Linked DNA regions of Homo sapiens: region 1 is linked to region 2. Evidence: read pairs that join two places in POLR2A ChIA-PET (ENCODE). Cell type or tissue: OCI-LY7. All regions are shown on one strand. Links, peaks and the distances in the headings refer to the core of each region. The heading gives the core; the rest is flanking DNA.

What was found. Peaks named below come from ENCODE experiments on the same cell type or tissue, not always from the same donor. Only the 100,000 strongest peaks of a DNase experiment are listed, where the experiment ranks them.
Region 1: POLR2A ChIA-PET joins it to region 2 with 5 read pairs; 4 of 35 experiments call an interaction of 5 or more read pairs at or near these places.

What each region holds. Positions count from the first base shown.
Region 1 is chr11:443,714-446,619 of GRCh38, reverse strand. No RefSeq gene overlaps it. Among named protein-coding and RNA genes, the nearest start is that of ANO9, 3.2 kb to the right of the region's middle. In OCI-LY7, for the core only: no CTCF peak of the experiment used is centred there; no DNase peak of the experiment used is centred there.
Region 2 is chr11:329,392-332,297 of GRCh38, reverse strand. IFITM3-AS1 (IFITM3 antisense RNA 1) reads right to left here. Exons shown (of 5, transcript XR_007062540.1): 3 at 956-2,315; 4 at 269-430. Among named protein-coding and RNA genes, the nearest start is that of IFITM3, 10 kb to the right of the region's middle. RefSeq lists an enhancer at 1,052-1,151. In OCI-LY7, for the core only: CTCF peaks have their summits at 1,976 and 2,214; DNase peaks (open chromatin) are centred at 777, 1,147, 1,727 and 2,657; H3K4me3 peaks cover 1,558 bases; H3K27ac peaks cover 2,500 bases.

The DNA.
Region 1 (2,906 bases), core at 281-2,780, 110 kb before region 2:
GGGAGTTTTCTCTGGCTTGTTGGAGGGAGCGTGGACAGCAGGACTGCTCCCCAAGTCAAGATGGTTAAGGCCTGGAGGTGTTGGGGAGGCAGCAAGGAGACAGAGTTGTCCCTGCAATGAGGACGGGAGGGGTTTGGGTCCCCACCCCAATGCCACCCTGGTGTGGCAGGCAAGGATGGCTTCAGGTGGTCCTCAAGGGCAGAGGCCCAGCTGGGAGAGGGTCTCCCCTGCAGGGGCTTCAGGCTGGGGGTCGCCTGCCAAGCACTGTCAGCCAAGAGAGGCTGGAGCCAGCAGGGTGCCTGAGACCAGCCCAGAGAGAGTACAGGGGCAGGTTCTCAGAGGCACCGACTCCAGCTGACCCAGAGGGGCTGCCTCTGAGCAGTGCCTGGACGAGTCTGCTCGTCCAGACACTGTGTCTGTGTCTGTGGCCGCGCCCAGGAGGCTGTTGGGGGCGGGGGGGGAGGACAGGTCTCTGAGGGGCCCAGGGCAAAGGTAATGACAATTGGTGCTCACACCTGCCTGTGGGATTTCACCTGGGCGCTCCCTAGCTCTCGCTGGCTTTGTCACCCGGACCGCTCCACGGGTGGCTGCCATATCCCACAGTTAAAAGGAGGCTGCAGGGACGGAGGAGCTGCCTCTGCTGCATGTTGGGCCTCAGGGGGAGGCGGTCTGGTGGACGGGGTCTTCTGAAGTGGGAGGAGGAAAGGCAGAGGAACAGGGTCCAGGGTCCACAGAGGAAGAGCAGGAGGCCCACGGGGAACCTCGACCAAAGTTCTCTGCCAAGGCAGGGCAGGGCCACCTGCCAGGACGTCCAGGCCAAACTCTTGCCTCTTCAGGAGCTGCACTCAAACCCGGAAGCCAAGAGTCAAGCTGAGTCTGGGGGAAATAAAGTTTATAATAATAGACTTGAATGTGGAAAAATAAAGCAAATTTAATAAGTTTATTAAAGTGTGATGTGTTTGTGTTAGAATATTTGAAAACAAACATAATGAAGAAAAGCATAATACCCCATCCTTAGTTCACATTGTTAAGCAAATGTAAGTATCAAATATCAGTCTACTCTTCCCATATTTTAATGCCCCTTAGCTACGTTTACATAAACATTTTATACATGTTTGTGATAGGAGCATCAAACCACCATGGCACACGTTTACCTGTGTAACAAACCTGCACGTTTTGCACACGTATCCTGGAACTTAAAGTAAAAGAACATTAAAAAAAAATTAATCTCCGCCAAGTGCAGTGGCTCATGCCTGTTATCCCAGCGCTTTGGGAGGCCGAGGCGGGCGGATCACCTGAGGCCGGGAGTTCAAGACTAGCCTGACCAACATGGTGAAACCCCGTCTCTACAAAAAATACAAAATTAGCCGGGCGTGGTGGTGCATGCCTGTAATCCCAGCTACTTGGGAGGCTGAGGCAGGAGAATCATTCGAACCCAGGAGGCGGAGGTTGTGGTGAGCCGAGATCCTGCCACTGCACTCCAGCCTGAGCAACAGAGCAAGACTCCGTCTCAAAAAATAAAAAGAATAAATAAATCTCTTTTAATCTAGGAAAAATTTTTATATGTTTGTAGTCTGTTTTTTTTACTTAGCAGTATAACATAAGCATTTTCCTATGTTCTCAAAAACTCTTTGAAAGTATAACTTCTAATGTCTGCTTAATCAGCATATAAATATGAATACCATGTTTTCGCTGATATTTTCCTATTGTTGAACATTGGTGGTTTACAATTTTTGCTGCAAATGACATATATACATATTTTCATTATTTTGCATTTTTTTAGAACAGTTTACAAAAAGTTAGATTAATGAACCAAAGTCTAAACAATTTTAAGGCTCTTAATACGTATTATAGCTGAATTGCTTTCTGAAAGGGCTGTACTGGTTTTCTGTCCAGATAGGACTGGGTGGGGTCCCCCTCCCTCTCCACCCTTCACTGATCGTAAGGGAACTTCCACGCTGGGTGAGGCCAGCGGCCAATGCAGCCGCCTCGCTGAGCTCTCTCCCCTGAAGCTGGATATGCTGGCTTTACAGCCAGGACTCTGGAAGTGACTGAGGATTCCTCTGGTGACGCCCACGGAAGGTGTGGGGGGAGGAGGAACAGTGTTTCTGCAACGCAACTGGGAATGCTGAAAAAGTCATTGAAAGAGAGCACAGCAGCTGTGTGGACACTTGAAGTGGCGCCTGAGTAACTCACATGACCTGCTAGCAGATTGTTTTAACACACTGAAAACGTGGAGATTGTTTTATTATTTATTTATTGATTTATTTATTTTGAGACGGAGTTTCACTCTGTCACCCAGGCTGGAGTGCAGTGGCACGATCTTGGCTCACTGCAACCTCCACCCTCCGGGTTCAAATGATTCTCCTCCCTCAGCCTCCTGAGTAGCTGGGATTACAGGCGCCTGTCACCACGCCTGGCTAATTTTTTGTATTTTTAGTACAAATGGGGTTTCACCATCTTGGCCAGGCTGGTCTTGAACTCCTCACCTCGTGATCCACCCACCTCTGCCTCCCAAAGCTCTGGGATTACAGGCATGAGCCACCGCACCCAGCCGAAGATTGTTTTAACACAGTGTGAAAACATGAGCACAGAGACCCCTGAGCGGGCTGAGCTGGGGACTGGGGAGCGACACCCGTCACGGACGGTGCAGGGGCTGGGAACGTGGATCTTGCGTGTGAGTTCCTCCCATACTCAACAAGCCTTGCACATTCTGTTTCTGAACTAGATCTAACTTGGCAGCTGTGACCCCCTGGTGAGACTGCCGGATGTTCCCTCTCCCGCTTACCCTGCTTTCTTCCATGGGAAAAGAGCTCACATGCCCCAGGCTTCCTTGCCATAGAGTGTGGTCACGTGACTAACCATGTGAAGGGTGAGGTTCCCTCCTTCGCCCTTTCCTCTTCCCA
Region 2 (2,906 bases), core at 176-2,675:
TTAGTCAGGATGGTCTCCATCTCCTGACCTCGTGATCCGCCTGTCTCGGCCTCCCAATGTGCTGGGATTACAGGCGTGAGCCACCGCACCTGGCCAGCAATAAAGCTTTTTAATCACCTGGGTGCAGGTGGTCAGCAAAGGGAGATGGGGTGGAGCCATTTTATAGGATCTGGGTGGGTAGCAGAAAATTGCAGTCAAAGAGGTTTGTTCTCTGGCGGGCAGGGGCAGGGGTCACAGGGTGCTGGGTGGGGGAACTTCTGAGACTCACTGTCCAGGAGAAGGAATTTCATGAGGCAATGTCGTCAGTTAAGGCAGGAACTGGCCATTTTCACTTCTCTTGTGGTTCTTCAGTTGCCTCAGGCCATCTGGATGTACACGTCCAGGCTTGGGCTCGGAGGCCTGACAGCAGGGTCTGGCTCTGTCACCCAGGCTGGAGTGCAGCGACGTGACCAATCAACACTCAGTGCAGCCTCGACCTCCTGGGCTCGAGCGATCCTCCCACCTCGGTCTCCCGAGTGGGTGGGACCACAGGCATGCACCACCACCACTGGCTATTTTTTCATACTTTTTGTAGAGACAGGGTCTCACCATGTTGCCCAGGCTGGTCGTGAACTCCTGGGCTCAAGTGATCCGCCCGCCTCAACTTCCCAAAGTGCTGAGATTACAGGCGTGAGCCACAGCACCCGGCGTAAATCAGCTTTTTAAACTTCAGTCTGATTTAGTCAGGTCCCTGTTCCAGAGTCACACCTGCTCGTCCTCCCTGCTCTTGGCTTTGCTGCATTTCCTTCCTTGGCCGTCCTCAGCCCCCACTGCCCCCTCCCCCTAGAATCTCTCTGCACAAAACGTGGCATCAGGTCAGGCTTGAGACCATGAATCACTCCCTTAGTCTCTTTTTCTTGGAGCATTTGGTGCAATAAAAGGGCTTTCCTGGGCCATTCCCTTGGCCGGACCCTACCTGGAGATTTGTCAGCGGTGGGTGCGGTGGCCTGCTCTTGATTCCATCCTAGCCGCAACCGCTGAGATCGACATTCGAGGGTCTCTGCAGTCTTCCCTTCTGCTGGTCAGGATGGAAAGGCAGTTGCCTCTTTTAACCCACAAAGTACCCCCCGGGTTTTCTCGGTTTCCTTTCGCACCTGCTCACCCACCGGCCAGTTCTCTCCTGAGCTCATGATGCCAAAACCCACATCCGGCCGCAGACAGCACCCGCAGAACATTCGCTGCCCGGCCTCAGAGTCCAGGGCTCACATTTATTAGGTTCTTGCTCCGCCTTCCAAACACCCCACCACGTCCTCCCTGCTCCGCCTGGCCCGGGCAGCACTGCCCCGAGTCAGCCAGGATGAGCCAGGCTGTGCGGTGGTAACGAACGGCCCGACCCTCAGCCGCTGACTCCCTCCAGTGTGGGCCTGTGGCAGGTGTGGGGTCTGCGCCTCGTCCTCGCCCAGCCGCCCAGGTTGGGGAGCCCCCAGCGTGTGCTGCCAGGCCTCCGAGGTGGGAACGGGAGGTGGAGTCACGCCTGATCTCTTGGCACCACCTCTCATGCCCACAACATCTCACTGGCCACCTCAAGTGACAAGCTCATGCCAAGCTGCAAAGGGGTGGGAAAGAAAGATTCCAGCAAGAAAGCTGGAGGCTTGGGGAACAGCACTGATGGGCCTCCCCGTGCACCTCGGGCGCCTTGAGGCACTGCACGTGCTGTGGGGTGTGTGCCTGTGAAGAGGGCAGGGCCGCACTTGGGAGGGAGAGAAGGGGAGTCGCTGCCCCGGGGAACAGCAGCTGCATTAGAGCAAGAAGGTCAGGGCACCCCCATGGGGCTGTTCGACCGGAAGCTCGAGGAAGGGGCTTTTCACCCTCGTTCTGACCCAGAGCTTCTCTGAATCTGTCCTGACCGTCTGCAGGCATTGGTGAAGCTGGCCCAGCAGCTCCTGGAAGGCACCCTCTAGCTGCAACTCCAAAGGGGCTTTTCGGCTGCAGCTCCCACCACGGCTGCTGAAGAAAGGGCTTGGGAAGGAAGGCGCTGTGGCCATCCTGAGATGCAACCTCATTCTCCACTCTGAGCCTGCAGAAAGACAGGGCGCCCACTTACAGAGACAATTTCAGATTGCTTTTGTGGAAGATGAATGCTCAGATGCTCTTTATTTCTCTGTGAATTAAAACCCTAATTTAAACATTAGCTGGGCATGCTAATGTGTGTGTTACTTGGGAGTTCCAGCTACTCGGGAGGCTGAGACAGGAGGATTGCTTGAGCCCAGGAGGTGGAGTCTGCAGTGATCTGTGATGGTGCCACTGCACTTCAGCCTGGGTGACAGAGTGAGACCCTGTTTCAAACAAAGAAACAAAACCCACAAACCAAAACAAAACAAAACAAAACTCTATTTATTCCTCACTCTATTTTTTGGCCATTGAGAGACCCCACAGAGACTTGCTTTTTCCTTAAACTGCTAAGTCACAAAGTTCTAGAGCTTACTGTGAGAAACAAACTCACTCGCCCGAACCCAAAGAATGGATTTAGAAACGCAGAAGACAGCAAAAGTGAGACTTTTGATGACGGTCTTGCAAGATCAGGTATCTATCTGATGGGCAGGCACTCACAGCACAGTCACAACCAGCGATTTATCTCCCAGTGCACAGGCCCCTCCCCTGCATCCTCATAGGCTGAGTACTGTGGGGTCACAGTCTTCCCATTGGTTGTTGGGCAGCAGCTTTAGGTGTCTTCTTTTGGGTTGTCCTGCTGCATTTTGTTGCAGCCCACAATGCATTGCAATCCCAGTCAGCCCAGGGGCTCTGCGTATTTGACTTATGAGCTAAGTAGCTGGGCAGGCTGATAAGGACAGACAAACCGAGCTATTTTGCAGGCTAGTAAACTTTTATCTTAGACGAAACTTCCCTGGTTTGGGTAAGGGCAACTA